3 separate regions of the Homo sapiens genome follow, and regions 1 and 3 are each linked to region 2. A link is an interaction called in ENCODE POLR2A ChIA-PET data of the cell type or tissue named here. Cell type or tissue: CD4-positive, alpha-beta T cell. All regions are shown on one strand. Links, peaks and the distances in the headings refer to the core of each region. The heading gives the core; the rest is flanking DNA. Region 1 has its middle 14 kb from the start of MIR12124. Region 2 overlaps RAB7A (RAB7A, member RAS oncogene family). Region 3 overlaps TMCC1 (transmembrane and coiled-coil domain family 1).

Region 1 (7,000 bases), core at 910-5,909, 73 kb after region 2:
CCTGGGAGGCGGAGCTTGCAGTGAGCCAAGATCGCACCACCACACTCCAGCCTGGGAAACAGAGCGAGACTCCGTCTTAAAAAAAAAAAAAAAAAAAAACCGGAGCACCTCACAGAGTCTCTCATAAAACTGGCTGGGGCTTTCATCAATTCCCTGAAGCACCTCTGAGATCTTTCCTATATTGACGGCCTTCTTTCTACCCTCCCTTAACCCTTGCAGCAGTGCTTCTTGGTACCTCTGTAGGTGCTGAAACTGGGTTGCATCATTTGGGTCCCAGTTAGGGTCTGCTTCTGGGAACTGGCCCCGAGCGTAAGCCTGAACATTAAGTGTGCCTTCTGGTGCACTGGCTTTTAACCAGTGGAGGGCTGCCTGGGTTACCCTCCGGCACTCCTCGGTGTTAAACAGTGTCAGTAGTTGCTGTTTGCAGTCTGGCCAAGTTGGACTGTGTGTCAGGAAGATGGACTGCATAGATCTGTGAGGGCTTGGGGCTTCTCCATGTAGGAGGGAGTATGGTGTTTCCAGTTTAGGAGATCGGTGGTTGAAAAAGGCTGGTAAATGAAAGTTCGTTCTCCTCCTTGGACTTGGCCCTGTTCATTATAATAAAGAGGTCCCCTTGTTTCCCTGAGAGGCATTTGCATAACCTGGGTGCAGCCAGACTGGAGGCAGCCTGCTTAATCATCCTGACTTTGCTCCTTGACCTCCTGGGATGAGAGCTCAGATTTCTCCCTCTGGGGTGTAGCCTGGGGCGTATCACCATCTGAGTCTGGCTGCTCAGGAGCCAGCCTTGGTAAAGGGGGGTATTGGAGTGTAGGGAGGAGGGGTCTCTATCTCCTCCAGTGGTTCCTGCAAAACCTGTGGCTTTCCCTTTGTCTCTGCAGCTGACAGTGAAGCTGAATTCTCTTTCACTTTTGGCTCAACTCAAGCTACGAGCGTTCTGCAATAAGCTGCTAGGCAGGGCTGCATTCAGACCATAAGGGAATTGGTCTGGATGCCCTGGCTGTTCTCTGACCCTAGTCACCACCCGATATACATGGCCAATTGTTTCTCTATCTATAGTCCTTTAGGCCAGCCATCCTACACTAAAAGAAGGCCATTCTATTTCACAGAGAGTTCTTAACCTCTGGGGGGTCAACTTGATTCCATAGTCCCTCTTATAACCTTTCTTAAAATTCTTTAACATACATTCTAACCGGGTAGGTTTTGACGACTTCCCTCCCATTTCCTCCTTTTTTGGCACAACACACTCTCACTTTCGCTTCAGACCAATTAGATCGTCTCCCTTGCGGGAGTCTTTCAGATGCTGCTTAGCTTTGGAGTGATCGTTAATCCCCCCACAATTACTAAATTGCGGGGCACCTTTCTGAGCCATATGTGGTAGCCCACGTAGGATGTTTGCCACTAGTCCCGGTCAGTCCCACACTTTGCTCGAAGCATACGGTCTATGCTAAGAGACCTGCAACCCCCACGTGTCACTCCCTGTGTTGGTTCCTTCCAGAACCATCTCTTTCACATGCACTCACACACCTCCCTGCTTCCAGTTTCCTTTCTCAACCAACTTAGCAAGCTACTCTCGCGTCCTGGTTTGGCTGGGGTGTAGGTTTCAACCGAAATAGTGAGCCACTCTCGCGTCCTAGGTCAGATTACTTGTACGCCCTAGGTGCCAGTTTCATCTGACTTTGCGAGCCACTCTTGTATCCTGGGTTGGACTACTTGGTGCACTCCCGGGAGTTGATCAGGTTCCCTTCCGCCCTTATGGGACAGGTCCTGCCTTGGGCCCCGAACCTTACTGTGGTCCTGAAGCATGCTGTTCCTGGAATCATCCTGTAGCCCCTTTAGGTTCTGTTGCGCTGTTGGGTAGGGGCACTGGATCACAGGAGAGCTGATCTCCCCTCTGGGTTGAAGTTCTCCTGATGGTCCCTGGGGTCACAGGCCTCCCCTGGCCTGGGGCTCCAGTTCCACAGGCAAAGGAGACAGTAAACCTGTCATCTCCGCTCCTGGCTGGCTTGCCAAAATGTTGTGGGAATCAGGAGACTGGAGAGACCAAAGGGTGAAATAGGAGGATTTTATTCAGGTGGCCACTGGCCCAGCGGATTAATATCCAGAGGCTGAGCAACGAACAAAGATCAGGCTTGACTTTTATTCAGGCGACTGAAGGGGAGTGGCTAGCCAGTGGTGCAAAACTTGCGGGGTGGGGAAAGCGAGCTTACAGAAGCAGAACAAAGGCAGTTAATCAAACTGTGACAGGTTTTGCAATTCAGGCATGTCTTGTGACCTTTGCCATCCTGCATAGATGGGAAAACATGAACTTATAAAATCCTTGCAAACTTGCAGAAATAGTTACAAAAATAGTTATAAGAGCAGAACAAAGAATGATGGCATGGGGAAAGAATTCCAGGGGGAGACTAAGAACTTGCTTTTCTCGTCCCTGCTCTTGGATCCCATTTCTTTGGGGCCCCTGCCTGGCCTTGCAGATAATGTTATCATAGCTCCAACTGGACTTGTTTTCCCTTTACTTGTTTTTCTCATATTTCCTGCTTCAGGACAGTGCAGCCAAGAGAGGCAGAGCCAGCCTGTGACTGTGCTGACCAAGAGCCAGGCTGGGGAGCCTTCTCTCCTGCTCTGGGCTTCTTTGCACACCCTTTGTTTGTTCAGCCTGTCTGTCCGCCATGGAACATCCACAAGACAGGACAAAATGCAGCCATAAATACAACGCAGGGGGGCCGGGCAGGAGGGAGGGGCGCTGGCTGTAAAAGGGTAGCACAACACTAGGCACTTGTGGTGGTGGCCATGTTCAGTGTCGTGACTGTGGGGGGCGGTTACACATGCCAACATGGGTGGCAAAATCGTCCTGGAGCTTTGCACACTGTTACCATTGCGGGAAACTGGGCAAAGGGTATAAGGGATCTCTGTATTATTTCCTGCAACTTATGTGAGTCTACAATTACCTTAACATTTTGCCATGCTGGATAAGAACATTTACTGACACAGAACCATGCTTCAGGAGATTGCTGAGTGAAAAGGCCAGATGACGAGTTTACAGCCAGCACTTCATAGACAGTGATGGGGCTGTCATAACCAAATGTGAGGTGAAATGAGAAGATGGCCATAGAGGAAGGGATGAGAAGTCTTGTTTACAGTCCAGGCTTGGGGAATACAGTAAATCTGAGGTTCCATCTATAGGTAGCAATACTTACACACATAAAAGTCATGAAACAGTATTTGCAGTGTGATTCCACTTTTGTTTAAAAATGTTATAAAATCACATGCTTCTAATTGTATATTATGCATACATTATATAGACACATAGAAAAGCTCTAAGCAGATGTATTTCAACATGTTTAAGAGTGATTCTGTCCTGAGGATGGGATACTAAGGGCTAAAGTTTCTCGCTGGTGCGTGTCTCTGTTTTACGGCAATCCTATGGTAAGCACCATCTGCGTGGGGTGCAGGAGGTGAAGGGGAGACCAGCTTGCACTCAGGAGGTCAATCTCAGCCTCCTGTCTGTGGTTCTGCCCTCCCGCATTCTGTGGCTCCACACTTCAGTGCCCCATTTCTGCTGTGGCCACCTCCTAGTTCAGGGGGCTTGTGCAGAGTCCCATGCTCCCTTATTGGCTCACAGACCTCAGGCCTCACCCCCCCCACCCACTCATTCTCTCTCTCTTCCCCCTCTCTCACACACACATCACCACCATCACACATGTGCTCACACACACACACCCTGCTGGACTCCCGGCTTTGCTGCTCTCTCCACTTGGCCCACACTGGGCTCTCTGTAAAATACACTCTGCTGACAACACTGTATACCCCTCTGAATCCTTACCAGAAGGGGGACCAGGAAGAAATTGAGGCACAGGGAGGTTGAGCTCCTTGCCCCCAGTCACACAGGTTGCAAGGAGTGGAGATAGGGCTGCAGGTTCCAAGCCCAGACTGCCTCCCACGACATCACAGCTGCCATTCTTCTCTCCTTGCTACTCTCTCCTCAAAGCACCAGCCAGGGGCCCGGCTTCCCTGGTCTTACTGGCCTTGCCAGTGCTGAGAGTGGACAGGTGCTCCCAGTTACCTGTGGCACCTCCACGGCAGAAATGAAGACGTGGAGGCAGAAGATCTTGGAGCCATTGTAGCCGACCACAAAGCCCTGCAGCTTCTGCCAGTGCACAGGGAAGATGCTGGCTTTGATGTTGAGGTTGCCTCCTCCCGAGAAGCAGAGCATGTCCTCACACTGGGTGTTCCAGGCCACACTGTTGGCGTTTGGTTCCTGGGGGACAGGGACAGTGGGGATCCTGTGAGAACCACCCTGGGCTTGGGCAGCGCTTGCACATTTCAGCCTAATACCCTTTTAATGACTGAATCCCACTAAATTGCTTACAGTGGGATGGAGGGAAAAGGAGGAAAGGGGACCAAAAAGAAATGAACAGAGGCAAGAGAAATGAACAGAGGCAAGCCCCTCCATGCACCTGCGTGTTGTTGGAATTTTTGAGTAAGCAGGCGTTACTTTTGAAAAATATTCCCCTGACAATTCCTCAAGGATCTAGAATTAGAAGTTCCATTTGACCCAGCCATCTCATTACTGGGTATATATCCAAAGGATTATAAATCATGCTGCTATAAAGACACACGCACATGCATGTTTACTGCAGCACTGTTCACAATGGCAGAGACTTGGAACCAACCCAAATGTCCATCAAGATAGACTGGATTAAGAATATGTGGCACATATACATCATGGAATGCTATGCAGCCATAAGAAAGGATGAGTTCATGTCCTTTGTAGGGACATGGATGAAGCTGGAAATCATCATTTTGAGCAAACTATCGCTAGGACAAAAAAACCAAACACTGCATGTTCTCACTATAGGTGGGAATTGAACAATGAGAACACTTGGACACAGATGGGGAACATCATACACCGGGGCCTGTCATGGAGTCGGGGGGGAGGGATAGCATTAGGAGATATACCTAATGTAAATGACAAGTTAATGGGTGCAGCACACCAACATGGCAGATGTATACATATGTAACAAACCTGCACGTTGTGCACATGTACCTTAGAACTTAAAGTATAATATAAAAAAAAAAGAAAAATATTCTCCTGCAATATGAGTCCCTATATAGAAAGTGGAGAATCAGACCAGGTGCAGTGGCTCACACCTGTAATCCTAGCACTTTGGGAAGCCAAGGCGGGTGGATCACCTGAGGTCAGGAGTTCGAGACCAGCCTGGCCAACATGGTGAAACCCTGTCTCTACTAAAAATACAAAAATTAGCCGGGCGTGGTGGCATGTGCCTGTAATCCCAGCTACTCGGGAGGCTGAGGCAGGAGAATGGCTTGAACCCGGGAGGCAGAGGCTGCAGTGAGCCAAGATCATGGTGGCATTGCCTGGGCAACAAGAGCGAAACTGTCTCAAAAAAAAGAAAAGAAAAAAAAAGAAGGTGGAGAATCAGCAAAGTGGGATTCCACTTCTATTACAGAAGGAATATACATCTCTGTAAACAGAAGATTTACAAGAATATGTTCCAAAGGATTAACAGCGTTAATGGGTGGGCGAAATTGTGTAATGAGAAAATCTTTTTTGTTTGCCTGAATTTGTTCTGTCATGAACATCTATCTATTGTTTGATAATAAGAGAAAGAACGGTAAGTTATTTGTAAGATTTGAAAAGAATATCTTGTTCTTTGCATTTACAGTCCACACATTGTGAAAATAGTCACCCTGGGAGGCACCCACTGCACCTCAGTTCCCTGCTCAGCCCTGGAGCCTCAGGGACCAGTAGATGCTCACAGCTTTCTGCCTAGAATGTTTTACAATGTCTGAATCTTTTATAAATGAGCGCAGATTGCTTCTATAATGAGAAAAAAATATATAGCTGTTTTATGTGTAGGGGGAGGGGCAGTGGAGAAGAGGAAAAGCCAGCAGGCAATGTCACAGCTGGGAATGCTGATGTCTCCTGGCAGGGCTGAGAATCACCTCCCCTAGCCTGCTATAGAGCCAGCAGTGGGGACGGGGGCACGCAGACACCCTTCCACATTTGTATGATTCTAGGCTCAGACACAGATTCACATTTGGGGCCAGCTACGCCCCCTATAGGTGGGAGGTGAGGCTGGGAAGAAGGGAGGTAACATTTCAGGCCCCATTTTGTGCCCAGCACTGAGCTAGGCACTGTGGTATCTTGTTCATTCCTGTAGCAATTCTGTGAGGGGCAATTACTAATTTCATTTTAGAGAAAAGAAATCAAGGCTCAGAGAGGCTCACTAACTTGCTTAAGATCACACAGGAAGGGATGCAGGCAGGACCCAAGCCTAGGTCAGCCTGAAGGGTGTGCCCTCTCTTTCCCCCGAACCATTCTACTCTCTCAGGGACATGAGTGAGTTGAGACTGACAGGGAGTCACCTCTGGGCTAGAGGTGGCCAGGTAACTCCTTTTTTTTTTTTTTTTTTTTTTAAGAGATGGAGTCTCGCTCTGTCGCCCAGGCTGGAGTACAGTGGCGCGATCTTGGCTCACTGCAAGCTCCACTTCCCGGGTTCATGCCATTCTCCTGCTCAGACTCCCAAGTAGCTGGGACCACAGGCACCTGCCACCACGCCCAGCAAATTTTTTGTATTTTTAGTAGAGACGGGGTTTCACTATGTTAGCCAGGATGGTCTCGATCTCCTGACCTCGCGATCCGCCCACCTCGGCCTCCCAAAATGCTGGGATTACAGGCATGAGCCACTGCGCCCGGCCGAGGTAACCCCTTCTAATTGACTGAGGCTGCTCCCCACTCCAGGCCCCTCCCCCCTATTGATTCTGCTGCGGAGAGCAAAGAGGAGCCTGGTAAGGGAACTGAATCTGCCAGTAACATCAGGAAACCCTGCAGTGGCCGAGGAAACCAGTTAGGAGGGGCTCCAGCTTTGAGGGGAACTCGATTCTGCCAAACCAGCCCTCCCCACCTCCAAAGCCCAAAAGAGACAAAGAATGGCACGAGCCCAGCAGAAAGCCAGCCAGGCCCGGGGCACAGAGCTGC
Region 2 (7,000 bases), core at 956-5,955:
CAGTCCTCTCTTGCCTGAAGGTGGCGCAGCATCCTCACTGTCCACCGCAGGGTCTCCTACCCTCCCCACTGCAGGCAGGCAGGGCGCTGGCTCTGCAGGATGAACACTGCTGCTTAGAAATCTCCACAAGTCAGGCTTCTCATTACTCTGTGGTTTTGGGACCTTAGTACGGCCCACTGTGTCCTGCGTGATCAGGCCCAGGCACCTCATTTTCATATCCCCCTCCAAGTAAGGCCTTGCATGTGCGTTCTTTAAGGAAAACTGTTTGTTCCCTTTTCCCCCTTCATATCCAGGTTCAGTTCTTCCCAGAGGAATCCTTCCCTAATTCTCCCAACCAAGGTAATTACCCTTAAAGTAAACTTAACACGTCTTGATCACAGTAGTATTTTACTTTTTGCATTTGGTATGATTTCTCCTTATAGTCTCGTATCTACTTTTGCCCTTGGTATATGTTTGATTAATATAGTAAGATTAATAACACAATGATTAGTAGTCCTGGGGCTTAAGAGTTCTATTCATGGCATGATTTTTTTTTTTTTTTTTTGGAGACAGTCTCGCTCTGTCGCCCAGGCTGGAGTGCAGTGATGCAATCCCAGCTCACTGAAACTTCTACCCCCCAGGTTCTAGTGAGTCTCCTGCCTCAGCCTCCCTGGTAGCTGGGATTACCAAATATTGGAGTAGAGCTTCTTAACTCTGTAGAAGAGAGAACAGAATTACATTTTTGCATCTGGGCACAGTGGTGCATACCTATAGTCCCAGCCACTCAGGAGGCTGAGGCAGGAGGTCACTTGAGCCACAGGAGTTCTGGGTTTTAGGGCATTATACCAATTGGGTGTCTGCATTAACTTCGGCATCAGTAGAGTGACCCCTCAGAAGCAGGTGACCACCAGGTTGCCCAGGGAGGGTGAACCGGCCCAGGTTGCGAATAGAGCAGATGAAACATCTCTCCTATGCTGATCAGTAGTGGGATTGCACCTGTAAAAAGCCACTGCACTCCAACCTGGACAACACAGTGAAACCCGTCTCTTGAAAATAAAAAATTAAAAGAATTTTTTAGGCTGGGCACAGTGGCTTATGCCTGCAATCCCAGCACTTTGGGAGGCTGAGCCAGGCAGATCAGTTGAATTCAGGAGTTTGAGACCAGCCTGGCCAAAATGGTGAAACCCCATCTCTACTAAAAATACAAAAAGGCGTGGTGGCTCGCACCTGCAGTCCTAGCTATTCGGGAGGCTGAGACAGAGTTGCCTGAACCCTGGAGGGGGAAGTTGCAGTGAACAGAGATCGCGCCACTGTACTCCAACCTGGGCGACAGAGCAAGACTGTCTCAAAAAAAAAAAAAAAAAAAATTCTTTAAGGTATTTGGTCAGCTCCTTGATGTGCTTCTCTCACTAGATATTTTCATTGTAATGAAAGTGTTTATCCTGCCCCCCTAGATCCTTAATGTTTCTTTTCAAAGGCTTCTGTCTTTTCCTACTGAGTTTCTTCCTAGAGGTGGTAATTCTAAATGGAACAACAGACTGACGGCCTACTTCCCGAGTGCCCCCAAATGACTTCATAATTCCACAAAAGTGGCTTGGCCAGAGCCATCCACTCATCCCCTTCCTTCTTCCTTGTCAGACTACTGGTCTTTCTATTCTTGCCCCCTCCCCAGAATGAATATTTTTAGAAACCAAGTGACTCCTGATGAGCTTCTTTTTCTTCATCTGTTAAATGGGAATTCTCATTGTATCCCTATAGGCTTGGTTTGTTGGAGGAGTAAACAAATTGCCCCAGGAAAGTCTGTAGTACAGTCCCCGGCACAAAGTGCATTCTGTAAGTGGTAGTGATGTCTTGCTGTTTCAGGGGGTCTTCACTATTCAGGCCCTAATTAGATTCCTCAGTTTGGGAAGTTGAGAAGAGTCTGCCTACAACAGACACTGCTGTTCTGCTTGATGCCCAGTGCAGTAGTATTATGTGACTTTCGATGCCTTTCTGGTCTCTCCTCATGACCTTCTCCAAAACTTTATGAGCAAATATTGCTTGCCTACTTCACTCTGAGCCTTGAAGTCAATCAGTTTTGAGGGCAAGATGACTGCTGGGTCTTCTCTAATGGTCATATACAGAGCATGAAGTCTTGGAAGAAAATGAGATGGACAGAGAGACATTTACCCATGTTCCGTGCTGGTGAAAGTGTGGAATGTTACTTTGGAATCTGCTCAGAAGCCTGCTACTTCCGAACTCTGTATCCCTATGATGCTTCCTTCCCAGTGCTATATTTAGATCATATGTGCAATAAGTCACATTCTAGTAGGCAGGGTAGGCAAAGACCATCAGCAGAATGAGAGACACATGGATGAAATGTATTCTACTAATCCAAGAAATGCCGAGTGATTAAAACATTTGTGAGTCTGATCAGATTATGCTGACAGAGTGTATATGTAGGTTCATCTCATCATAATTGAAAACAATGCATACTTAGCAGCAAGGGAAATTTTGAGATTATCCATGTGCTGAATATCATGCAACCTTAATGTTAATAACATGGGAAGATATTTAATATAGAAAAAGCAAGATGCAAAGTTATACATGGTATATAACCTCAACCATTTGAAGGAAAACTAGAAAGACATATACTCTAATACTAATAGTGATTGCTTCTGGGAGATGGAATTGTCAGTAGCTTTTTGTCTTCATTCTTTCGTACCTTCCTGAGTTTTCTACAATTTGATACCATAGTTAGGGTGGGAACAGTGCAGGGGAGCAGAAAAGCCAACTGTGATTAGGACCCAGTTGTTGCAGACAGGCAACTTGGAAACACCAACCAACTAAAAATGTTAACAAACTATAGAACATTAATTGGTTTAACTGTCATGGCTTTGTTGAACCTTTAGCATTTGTTCAAATATCTAGTGCTATCATTACGGTTTTGGATCGGGCACAACATGTAAATCAGAACAGTAGTTGTAGACTCTTCACATCAGTGGTTTCCAAACTTGGTGTGTATGCCTGAATTGCCATAAAAGACTTGTTAAAAGTCCCAGCCCTCACAAGCCAGAATCCTCCTTTGGGTGAGAGCTGGTACTGCAAAATGGCATGGTAGGACCTGGGCTGACACTCCTGGTAATTCCAGCTCTGCCACTTCGTTGCTGTCTGACTGTGGATGTGATGAACACCTGGTTCAATTTCATCTCCTGCATTTTACACTGTTGTTTTGATGGCTTTGCAGATATAGTAATCCTCTTTATCTGCAGTCAATCGTGGTCTGAAAATATTAAACGGGAAACTATAGAAATACTATTCTTAAGTTTCTTTTTGTTTGTCTGCTTTTTGAGACAGAGGGTTGTTCTGTCACCCAGGCTGGAGGGCAGTGGAGCGATCATAGCTCACTGGAGCCTTAAACTCCTGGGCTCAAGCCATCTTCCCACCTCGGCCTGCCGAGTAACTGGGACTTACAGGAGTGTACCACCATGCCCAGGTAATGTATTAAATATTTTGTAGCGACTGGGTTTCAACATGTTGCCCAGGTTGGTCTCAAAACTCCTGGCCTTAAGCAGTCTTCCTGCCTCAGCCTCCCAGAGTTCTGGGATTACAGGCATGAGCCACTGCACCCTGCCATAAGTTTTAAATTGCGTGCTGTTTGGATTAGCTTGATGAAGCTTGTGCTATCCCACCCAGGAAGTGAATCATCGCTTTGTCCAGGGTTTCTACACCATAGATGCTACCTGCCCGTTAGTCACTTAGTAGCTGTCTTGGTTATCACATCAATGTTGCAATGCTTGTGTTCAAGTAACTCATAATTGACTTAATAATGGTCCCAAAGCACAAGATGCTGGCAATTTGGTTATGCCACAGAGAAGCTCTTGAAGTGAAAAGGTAAAAATTGTTGACTTAATAAGGAAAGTGAAAAAATTGTATGCCGAGGTTGCTAAAATTTGTGAGAACATATTTTCTATCTTTGAAATTGTGAAGAAGGAAAAAGAAAATCATGCTAATTTTGCTGTGACACCTCATACTGCAAAAGGTAAAAGCCACAGTATATGATGAGTGGTTAGTTACAATGGAAAAAGCATTAAATTTGTAGGTGGAAAACATGAACATCATCAATGTGTCCTGACGGATGACAAGTTTGGTACTTGCTGTGTTTCAGGCATTCACTGGGGGTCTTGGGGCCTACCCCCCATGGATAAGTGGGTACTACTATACTTTGCTTTCAATTCCTGCAACACCATAAAGCCTTCACCTCCACGTGAGCTGTTATCCTACCTGCAAGAATTCAGACTTTCGAATTGCTAACTGACCCCCAACTTCCTAGCCCTTCCCTGCTGTCCTCATTTTCACCATAGCAGTCCTTTGCCCTTCCCCTAGGTACCCCTGTGTATTCCTGGTTAACCTCTTTCTGACCACCGACCTCTGCCCACCCAAGCCCTTGAACAATATTTTTCTTGATCTTTTTACCTGCTCATGTTTCCTTATTTTGTCTGCTTATGTGGCCATTTGGCTTTTCTGTGGCATAGATGAAGAAGGTGATGACTGCAGGCGAATAAAGGAAGATGCCAGCTTTTGATTTGTTATGAGAAACATTGTACTTGAAAGAAAGAATTGTTTCATCGTTCAAATACTGGTACCAATACTGGTAGTTTCGCTCTGAGGAGCTTCTTCCGATGCACACTGGTGAGGTTTGGTTTGGTGGCAGAAGGAAAGAAATGTGTTATGAATATACCTTATTCTAGAAAATTTTTAGAGGATATTAATATATACATGGATTAATGGATGTTATCTAAAATGCTTTCCTTGAAGGACCAGGTCTCAGAGATCTTATGTAACTCTTTCTTCCTTTCTACTCTGCTGGCTGCAGATTCTCCTGTGAGAGGAAGTGGTCGGTGCTTTAGAGAACTGTTTTCCAGTTAGAAATTTCAAACTTTGTAGCCTTTTTTTTTTTTTTTTTTTTAAATCTTTGACTTCATTTCGCTCTGTTGCCCAGGCTGGAGCGCAGTGATGCGATCTCGGCTCACTGCAACCTCTGCCTCCTGGGTTCAAGTGATTCTCCTGCCTCAGCCTCCCGAGTAGTTATTACAGGTGTGTTTCACCACACCCAGCTAATTTTTGTATTTTCAGTAGAGATGGGTTTTTACCATGTTGGCCAGGCTGGTCTCGAACTCTTGACCTCAAGTGATCTGCCCGCCTCAGCCTCTCAGAGTGCTGGGATTACAGGCATGAGTCACCCATGCCTGGCCATAGGCTTTTAAAAAATAATTTCAGTCTTCAGAAATCCATGAAGATGGAAATAGAAATTGATAACAAAAGCAGAAATTGCTTTTGGACATTTTGAAGCTAACTCTGCTTGGGCAGCTTCTTGTAGCAAAAGTTGCATTTAGTGTGTTTTGTTCCTGGCTTTTTTTTTTTTTTTTGAGATGGAGTTTCACTCTTGTTGCCCATGCTAGAGTGCAGTGGTGTGATCTCGGCTCACTGCAGCCTCCACCTTCCAGGTTCAAGCGATTCTCCTGCCTCAGCCTCCCAAGTAGCTGAGATTACAAGCGCGTGCCACCACGCGCAGCTTAATTTTTGTATTTTTAGTATAGCTGGTGTTTCACCATGTTGGCCAGGATGGATTTGTCAGTCTCTTGACCTCGTGATCCACCTACCTCAGCCTCCCAAAATGCTGGGATTACAGGCATGAGCCACCACGCCTGGCCCCTGGCTCTTTTCTAGAAACAAGTGTCCCATTCTTGATCTGGGAGAACATTAAGTACAAAAATATACCTTTTAACTTTTGCCAGTTTAAAGCCATCAATGTCCTGGTGAAAGAAGATGTGGAATTCTTAGTATCAGCTGTTTAGTACCATTTGCAACAACTCTGAAATGCTTAGCCAGCCCTGAGTGAAGATGAAAATCTGCATTTAAATGTAATTTGTCTTACATGATGAGTGGAGATTTTTGTCATCAGAAATTGATTTGAAAAAATCAACAGATTAACATTTTTCTCCAAAGTGGAGGTGGCTGTTTGAGTGTAAAGGTAATGTGCTCCTCTAAGAGTCACAGTTAAGTATAAGGAAACAAAAACATCTGTAATCCCACCACATGGAACAACTTGCTAATATTTGTGTATATTCCTTTCTGCTTCATGTGTAACCATTTTTACATTTAAATCTTTACTCCTTTGGGAATCTCTTGGAAGAGGAGATGTAGAGATCTTAATTCTCACCAAAATTTTTCTGGCTCTTACCATTTAGTGAATTGTTCATCTTTTTGCCACTGAATTTTATAATGCCATATTTGTCAAAATTGTTCATTTCTGGTGTCTGTTTCATTGATCGGTTTAGTCCTATTCCAGCACCCCACTGTTAATACTGTATTTTTATAACATGCTTTTCAAGACTGTAAAGGCAAGTCTCTTGTCATTTGTGTTTTAGGGGAAGGGACATTTCTTGTGTATTTATTTATTTTTATGAATAAAAACGGGATTGTTTATATTAAATGCTCCCCAGCCTCCCCTTCCCACCTCAAAAACAACAACAACAACAACAACCCTGGACTTGTTTAAATAGGAGAGAATGCATGAATGCAAGTCTTTACATTAAGGCTCCCATAGACTGTTTATTCAAATTCTTTTTTTCTCTGTAAAATTATTTTTCTCATTTAGGTCCTGTACTCGTGCTAACCACTGTAATAGTGATTGTTGTATAAATGGGAAAAATCTTTCAGGAAAGTGAATTAGCAAAAATCATGAAAACTTCTTCATGTTTTGTTTGTTTTTTTTTTTAAAGACAATTTTGCTCTTGTTGCCCAGGCTGGAGTGCGGTGGTGTGATCTCAGCTCACTGAAACCTCCGCCTCCTGAGTTCAAGCGATTCTCCTGCTTCAGCCTTTTTGGTAGCTGGGATTAGTTGCCCACCACCACGACCAGCTAATTTTTTGTATTTTTGGTAGAGACAGAGTTTTCCCATGTTGGCCAGGCTGGTCTCGAACTCCTGGCCTCAGGTGATTCACCTTCCTTGGCCTCCCAAAGTGCTGGGATTATAGGC
Region 3 (7,000 bases), core at 599-5,598, 930 kb after region 2:
TCTGGATAGCTGAACATGTGGAGTTTCCTGGAGGGTGGGGGCTTAATGGAAGCACTGCATCCCTTCCCATATGCCTTGCCTATGCATCTTTTCATCTGCATCCTTTATAATAGGCCAGTATACACGTTTTCTTGAATTCTGTAAGCCACTCTAGCAAATTAACTGAATCCAAGGAGGGGGCTGTGGAAACCCCAATTTACAGCCAGTTGGTCAGAAGCACAAGCAAAATAACCTGGGGCTTTCAATGGGCATTGGAAATGGGATGCAGTCTTGTGGGACCCAGTCCTCAACTAGTGTAATCTAATACTATCTCCAGGTAGACAGAGTCAGAATTGAATTGAATTAAAGGATACCCAGCTGGTGTCTGCTGCAGAATTGCTTGCTGGTGGGAAGAAATCTCCACAGACCTGGCATCAGAATTGTGTTGTTGAGAGGATAGTGGGAGAAACTGAGTATGTTTTATCCACTCAATTTCCTTTACACTCAAATGGCCTTCAAAGGCACATCTGATTTGGCCTTCTTTATGGTAGATTAATAGCCACATTCATCCAATCTCGTATACCCTTCCCTTTATAATTTGGATTTCCCACTCCTGTCAAGAGGTGGCTTCTGGCCAGGCACGGTGTCTCATGCCTGTAATCTCAACATTTTGGGAGGCCAAAAGGCAGGAGGATCACTTGAGCCCAGGAGTTTGAGACCAAGCCTCAGCAACATGGTGAGACCCTACCTCTACAAAAAAGAAATAAATTAGCAAAGCGTGGTGGCACATTTTTGTGGTCCCAGCTACTCAGGAGGCTGAGCCAGGAGGATGGCTTGAGCCCAGGAGATCCAGGCTGCAGTGACCTGTGTTTGTGCCAGTGCACTCTAGCCTGGGCAACAGAGTAAGACCCTGTCTCAAAAAAAAAAAAAAAAAAAAAGAGATGGAATGTATTTCTCCATCCAGTGAAACTGGGTTTGGTCATGGTCTTGCTTTGGCCAAGTGAAGTGTCAGCAAATGTGACATGAACAGTGAAATGTTAGCAAATGTGACACAAGCAGAGGCTTAAAAAGTATTTGTGCATTGGAGTCTGTCCTTTCTTGTTGCACTGAGATCTCCAGCACACTTTACATCTCAGTTATTGACAACCTCATCCTTATAATAGCTATTCAGGCTAAAATCCTTGTAGGTTGTCTACGTGGATGAGTGTTAAAAAGAAAAAATAAAATAAAACCTTGAGAGGTCCAGCCAACAGCCAGTACCTACTACCAGACACATGAGGAAGGGAGGCCATCTTAGACCATCTAGGTCCACCTGAGCCCCCCAACAACTATAATGACACGAGGCAAGACCAGCCTAAGAACCACCTAGTGGAGCCCAGCCCAAATGGCTGACTCAAAATTGTGAGCAAATAAAACAGTTATATTAAGCTAATATTTTTATTATTTTTTTAAGACAGTCTCACTCTGTCACCCAGGCTGCAGTGCAGTAGCCTGATCATAGCTCACTGCAGTCCCAAACTCCTGGGCTCAAGCGATTCTCTCACCTCAACCTCCTGAGTAGCTGGGACTACAGGCACACACCACCATGCCTGGCTAATTTTTATTTTTTTTAAAGACAAGCTCTCACTATGTTGCTCACGCTGGTCTTGAACTCCTGACCTCAAGTGATCCTCTTGCCTCAGCCTCCTGAGTACCTGGGATTACAGGTGCAAGCCACTGTGCCTGGCTAAGCCACTAAGTTTTAAGGTGGGGTGTTACACAGCAATAGATAACTGATACACTGTATTAAATCTCTCACACTCCCAATTCCTGCCACTCTTCCCTCTCTTAATTATTGCTCTAATCATACCAACTAACCTCTTTTTAATTCCTTGTAAACACTGTGAAAACTCCTGCAGTTATTCTGGCTGTACCCCTGCCTGGAATGCTCATTCCTCAGCTGAACGGCTAACCTGCTCTCCTCTTTCAAGCCTTCCTTCAAATGTCTTGTTTTAAATGAAGCTTATGCTTACTGTTCTATTAAAAATGGCAGTCTACCCTCAATGTCCAGCACTTCCAATTCCTCTTACCCTGCTTTATTGTATTTATTTATTTTGAGAAAGGATCTTGCTCTGTCACCCAGGCTGGAGCGCAGTGGTAATTTAGCTCACTGCAACCTCCACTGCCCTACCCTGCCCCGGGATTCAAGTGATCCTCCCATTTCAGCCTTCCAAGTAGCTGGGACCACAGAGTCAGCTACATTTTTTCTTCTCAAATCCTGCCTTCAAAATGTTCATTCTGTAATTTGGAATGAACTCTTCACAAAGCATGTGCAGGCCGGGTGTAGTGGCTCATGTCTATAATCCCAGCACTTTGGGAGGCCGAGGCAGGCAGATCACGAGGTCAGGAGATTGGGACTATCCTGGCTAACACCGTGAAACCCCAACTCTACTAAAAATACAAAAAAAAAAAAAAAAAAAAAATTAGCTGGGCGTGGTGGCAGGCACCTGTAGTCCCAGCTACTCGTGAGGCTGAGGCAGGAGAATCGCGTGAACCCAGGAGGCAGAGCTTGCAGTGAGCCGAGATGGCGCCACTGCACTCCAGCCTGGGCGACAGAGCGAGACTCCGTCTCAAAAACAAACAAACAAAAAACACAAAGCGTGTGCAATCTCATGCAAGGAGGTCATATATGAAACCCTATCTATAGCAGTTTTATGTATCTAGATTGTTATATTAAAAGTTTTAGATACTAGGGGCAAGTACCTCATTTGTGAACATTTTAATCATTGTTTCAATGAGAATATTTTAGTTTACCAATCAATAAATAGTTCAGGTAAGAGAGAGACAAAGGTAGGGAAGCAAGGAAATAGTTTAATCCAGGGATCCCCAACCCCTGGGCCGCAGACCAGTACAGGTCAGTGGCCTGTTAGGAACCAGGCCACACAGTAGGAGGTGAGCAGCAAGCGAGTATTACCACCTGAGCTCCACCTCCTGTCAGATCAGTGGTGGCATCAGCTTCTCATAGGAGCACAAACCCTATTATGAACTGCGCTTGCGAGGGATCTAGGTTGCATGCTCCTTATGATAATCTAACTAATGCCTGATGACCTGAGGTGAACAGTTTCATCCCCAAACCATCCCACTCCAACCTTGCCCACAGACACCCCGACCCCATCTGTGGAAAAATTGTCTTCCACAAAACCGGTCCCTGGTGCCAAAAAGGTTGGGGACTGCTGGTTTAATCTACACTCACTCACTCAGGTACTAACTATATTGTTTTGATCATACTGTCTCTACTCTTATAAGTTAATGCAATCAGCAAATAAAATCAATTAAAAATATTTAAATTATGTTTTATGCCCTCCCCCACCTGACTATCAATAATGGAAAAAAAGGAGTTAACTTCTCTTTTACTGTTAGTCTCCACCCACTATTCCTTTAGGGCTCTCCTATGAATCCTTTCCTTCTGATCACCCCACTCACCCTGGGCTAGCATTCTTAATAAAATAGATAAGTAAACTGACCTTTTATAACCTCAGAACAAACAGAGATGTGTCAGGGGTTTTGAATCCAAGATATATAGCAAACAACAGAAAAAGAGGGTACAGACCAGAGGCACAAATCTGCTTAAAAAGTTGGCATTTAAATTATCAACCATAAGGCATAAGAGGGTAATTCAATATCAAACTTCACAGTGAAAAATCTGTTTGGATCTTAAATCCAACTGCTCAATAGCAAACAATATGAATGTACATTAACTTCAGAATCAGGCAAAACTATAAAGAATCTCCTTTGCTTTAGTATTTATCTCTTAGAAAATATGTATCATTTATAAGATCAACTAAAAAATGGCAAGGTCAACTAAAAAAAATGGTAAAATCAAACTATAGGCTAAGTTTGTACTCAGGACTATGGATGAAATGTGAAAATGGTGGTTGTGTTGAATAAAGCTGGATCATCCTCCAATCCAGTTTTATCTCAGAGATTTGTTCTGCTGATCTGGAGATACAAGTTTCACACTGAGATATGTGTATATTGCTTTACAATTCAGAAAATTTCCAAGTCCTTGGGAAAAATACTTTGAAAATAAGTAGCTGAGCACTAAGAAATCTTTTTCTTTTTTTTTTTTTTTTTTTGGCCACCTAGATCCATCAAGAATTTTTTTTTTTTAATTTAATAAGTATTCCAGGTGGCTCTAAATCAAATTCCTATTTGTTATGCATGCCTGGCATCTTCGAATTTAACCCATGTTTTTCCCAAGCAGTCCAAGGCAAATGAAACTCTTGTTCATTGAAAGAAACACTGATTTTCCAGTAACTATTTCGCTTGAGAAAGTGAGGATGACACTTACTCTGCAATGAAGCAGCCCATTACACACAAGAGACGGGACACTCCAGGATGATCTGAGCATGTCCATACAGCTACAGAGCACCCTCTACATTCTGTCCAAATAGCTTTGGGTAAAATGAACAACTAGGAAACACATATTATGCTTCTCCATTATTACAACCTTACACAAGTCAGTCCTAAAATAGCAAATGCCCCTGGCTGAGATCTACTGCTGAAAAACGCTAAGTTTCAGCAGCTCAGGCTATTTCCTTTGTCTGTCTATTCAACCAGCCCCCACTTAAAGCTGCAGGACTAACTAACTATAGGATTCAGGATGAGATTTTTTTTTTTTTTTTTTTAAAAGACAGATACACACACATATACAACATACGGTTTCCGAGGAGAGTGAGGGCTCCATGCTTGTGAGAGAGGAGGAGGAGGAATATGCCGAATAACCCTCAGGTTTCTCCCAGATTTGAACATGTTGTACTGTGGCATGAGGTCAGCAGAGACTTACTCCAGCCCTGTGAGGCTGAATTCTACCCTGACAAAGCAGTATCACTGTAATATGAAGCAAGAGGATTCAGGGCATGTTGGCAGCTGTACAGAATGCCTGTTCTAGAAAGTAATGGCAATTCCAAAACAAGAGATCTATGGTGTCACATGAGATAATCTTCAGCCCAGTTAAGCAATAAGCACCCAAAATACTTTGAATCCCAAACACAGGCAGCTCAAAAGTTTAATGGTAGAAAAGAACTTTTCTCCTTGACCCTATTTTGTGTCTGGAGGAAATAATCAGGAAGAAGAAAACTGGAAGAATCATTAGTTAATTTGATCTGTATCATAAACAACATACTGATTCTGATCTGATCTGTTCCTGGGCACTACGACCTAGCTGAAGAACCCCAAACCACCTCTGTGACTTTACTATGGAACAGGGAGAATATTCTGGAAATACATTTTTGGTAATGGATATATGCCAGAACTGAAGGTGTGAATAACCTCATTTTTCATATGTGCCCAAAAGGCAAACCTAATATACATCATCATTTCTTTTTAGTTCAAGAATGTGTGCCTTTAGAAATTCTTCCTCCAAAGAAGAGGGGCACTAAAAAAGGAGCCAGAACATGAATTTTCTACCAAGAGAAAACAGGGCAATGCAGACATTCCTTTACATTTTATGGTGTCCCTTATACTATGAAAGTTCTATTCTAGACCAAAAGTGACCCAATAGTTTTATAACAAGTAAAATTTAGCCAGGAAACACAAGACAATGGAGATAAAAGAAAACTGTACTACAGCACTAATGGGAAGGTAAATCTATAAGAAGTTCTTCAATAGTTCAGTGGGATAAGGAGGGATAAGGAATAAAGAAATAAAAACTTTTCAAGATACACTAGCTTTGTTTTTATACATATAGCTTACTAATATTGGATTTTAAAAGGAGATACATATAACTTATTTACAGATTTCCAAATTTCTGATAAAGTTTTTGAGGATCTACATTTGTACCCAAAAACCTAAAGATAATCATACAATTTCATTTTCTTTTTCTTTTTGAGACAGGGTCTTGCTCTGCCATCCAGGCTGAAGTGCAATGGTGTGATTTCAGCTCACCGCAACCTCCGCCTCCTGGGCTCAGGTGATTCTCCTGCCTCAGCCTCCCAGGTAGCTGGAATTACAAGTATGTGCCACCACACCCACTAATTTTGTATTTTTAGTAGAGATGGGGTTTCACCATGTTGGCCAGGCTGGTCTCAAACTCCTGACAAGTGATCCTCCTGCCTTGGCCTCCTAGAGTGTTGGGATTACAGATGTGAGCCACTGTGCGCGGCCTAATCGTACAATTTCTAATATAATTTTTTCATTCTTTAAGAATTTTACTTCAATAAAAACGAAACATAGCATCTTATTTTTTTAAGTAAATAGAAAAAAGAAATAGAAAAAAGTCATTATAGAAATAGAAAAAAGAAAATAGAAAAAAATCATTACTGGATTGTTTCAAAGCAGGTAATTTTGAAAGACTGGATAGGCAAGTTTCCTGTATTAATAAACTTTTCTTTAGGTCATTTTATAAGAACCTCTGAAAGAGTAATCTACTTTGAACATTGATTTTTTTTTTTGTTATACTTACACTATCAAAGGAAATTTTGATTCCCTAGTTTTAAGATGCACAAGAAACAGTGCCCAGAATGGTGGTTATTACCAATTGAAAAGAAACAACCGTACTAAATTTTTTAGTTCTGAGCTTCTTTCTTAGCAATATCTTAACACAAGGCCAAGAGAAAAGTCTGGGAAAGCAGTAAACAGTCCTTTGGAGTATGGGTTTTAGTCTACTGCCAAAGGTAGGAGATACAACTAATGTTTTGATTTCTACATTTGTACCCAAAAACCTAAAGATAATCATTCTATGAACCAGGATAGGAATAGAAGGGAACATCTGATAAATTATGTAAATCTGTATAGGTACAGACAGGTACCTGTATCTACCTGTATGTACAGGTACAGACTTTGGGCCAAAAGGGAATAGGCATTAATATGGAACAAAAAGAGTCAGTCATACCTTATCTGTAGAGGAGAAGTAGGACTAACAACAGAGTGAAACTTTTGCAGCTCTAAATTACTATCCTCAATGTCGGAGACAAAATTTTCTAACTAGAAGGGCTTCGTATTTATTCAATAATTCTTACTATGTGCCAGGCACACTATATGG

The links. Peaks named below come from ENCODE experiments on the same cell type or tissue, not always from the same donor. Only the 100,000 strongest peaks of a DNase experiment are listed, where the experiment ranks them.
Region 1: POLR2A ChIA-PET joins it to region 2 with 6 read pairs; 9 of 35 experiments call an interaction of 5 or more read pairs at or near these places.
Region 3: POLR2A ChIA-PET joins it to region 2 with 5 read pairs; 2 of 35 experiments call an interaction of 5 or more read pairs at or near these places.

The regions. Positions count from the first base shown.
Region 1 is chr3:128,857,668-128,864,667 of GRCh38, forward strand. It overlaps the pseudogene IFT122P3. Among named protein-coding and RNA genes, the nearest start is that of MIR12124, 14 kb to the left of the region's middle. RefSeq lists an enhancer at 6,540-7,000. In CD4-positive, alpha-beta T cell, for the core only: no CTCF peak of the experiment used is centred there; no DNase peak of the experiment used is centred there.
Region 2 is chr3:128,784,421-128,791,420 of GRCh38, forward strand. The region is part of intron 1 of RAB7A (RAB7A, member RAS oncogene family); the gene reads left to right. It also overlaps the pseudogene RN7SL698P. Among named protein-coding and RNA genes, the nearest start is that of MIR12124, 59 kb to the right of the region's middle. In CD4-positive, alpha-beta T cell, for the core only: a CTCF peak has its summit at 3,085; DNase peaks (open chromatin) are centred at 3,051, 3,671, 4,581 and 4,671; H3K4me3 peaks cover 1,380 bases; H3K27ac peaks cover 4,777 bases.
Region 3 is chr3:129,719,286-129,726,285 of GRCh38, forward strand. All of the region lies in intron 4 of TMCC1 (transmembrane and coiled-coil domain family 1), which reads right to left. Among named protein-coding and RNA genes, the nearest start is that of PLXND1, 120 kb to the left of the region's middle. In CD4-positive, alpha-beta T cell, for the core only: no CTCF peak of the experiment used is centred there; no DNase peak of the experiment used is centred there.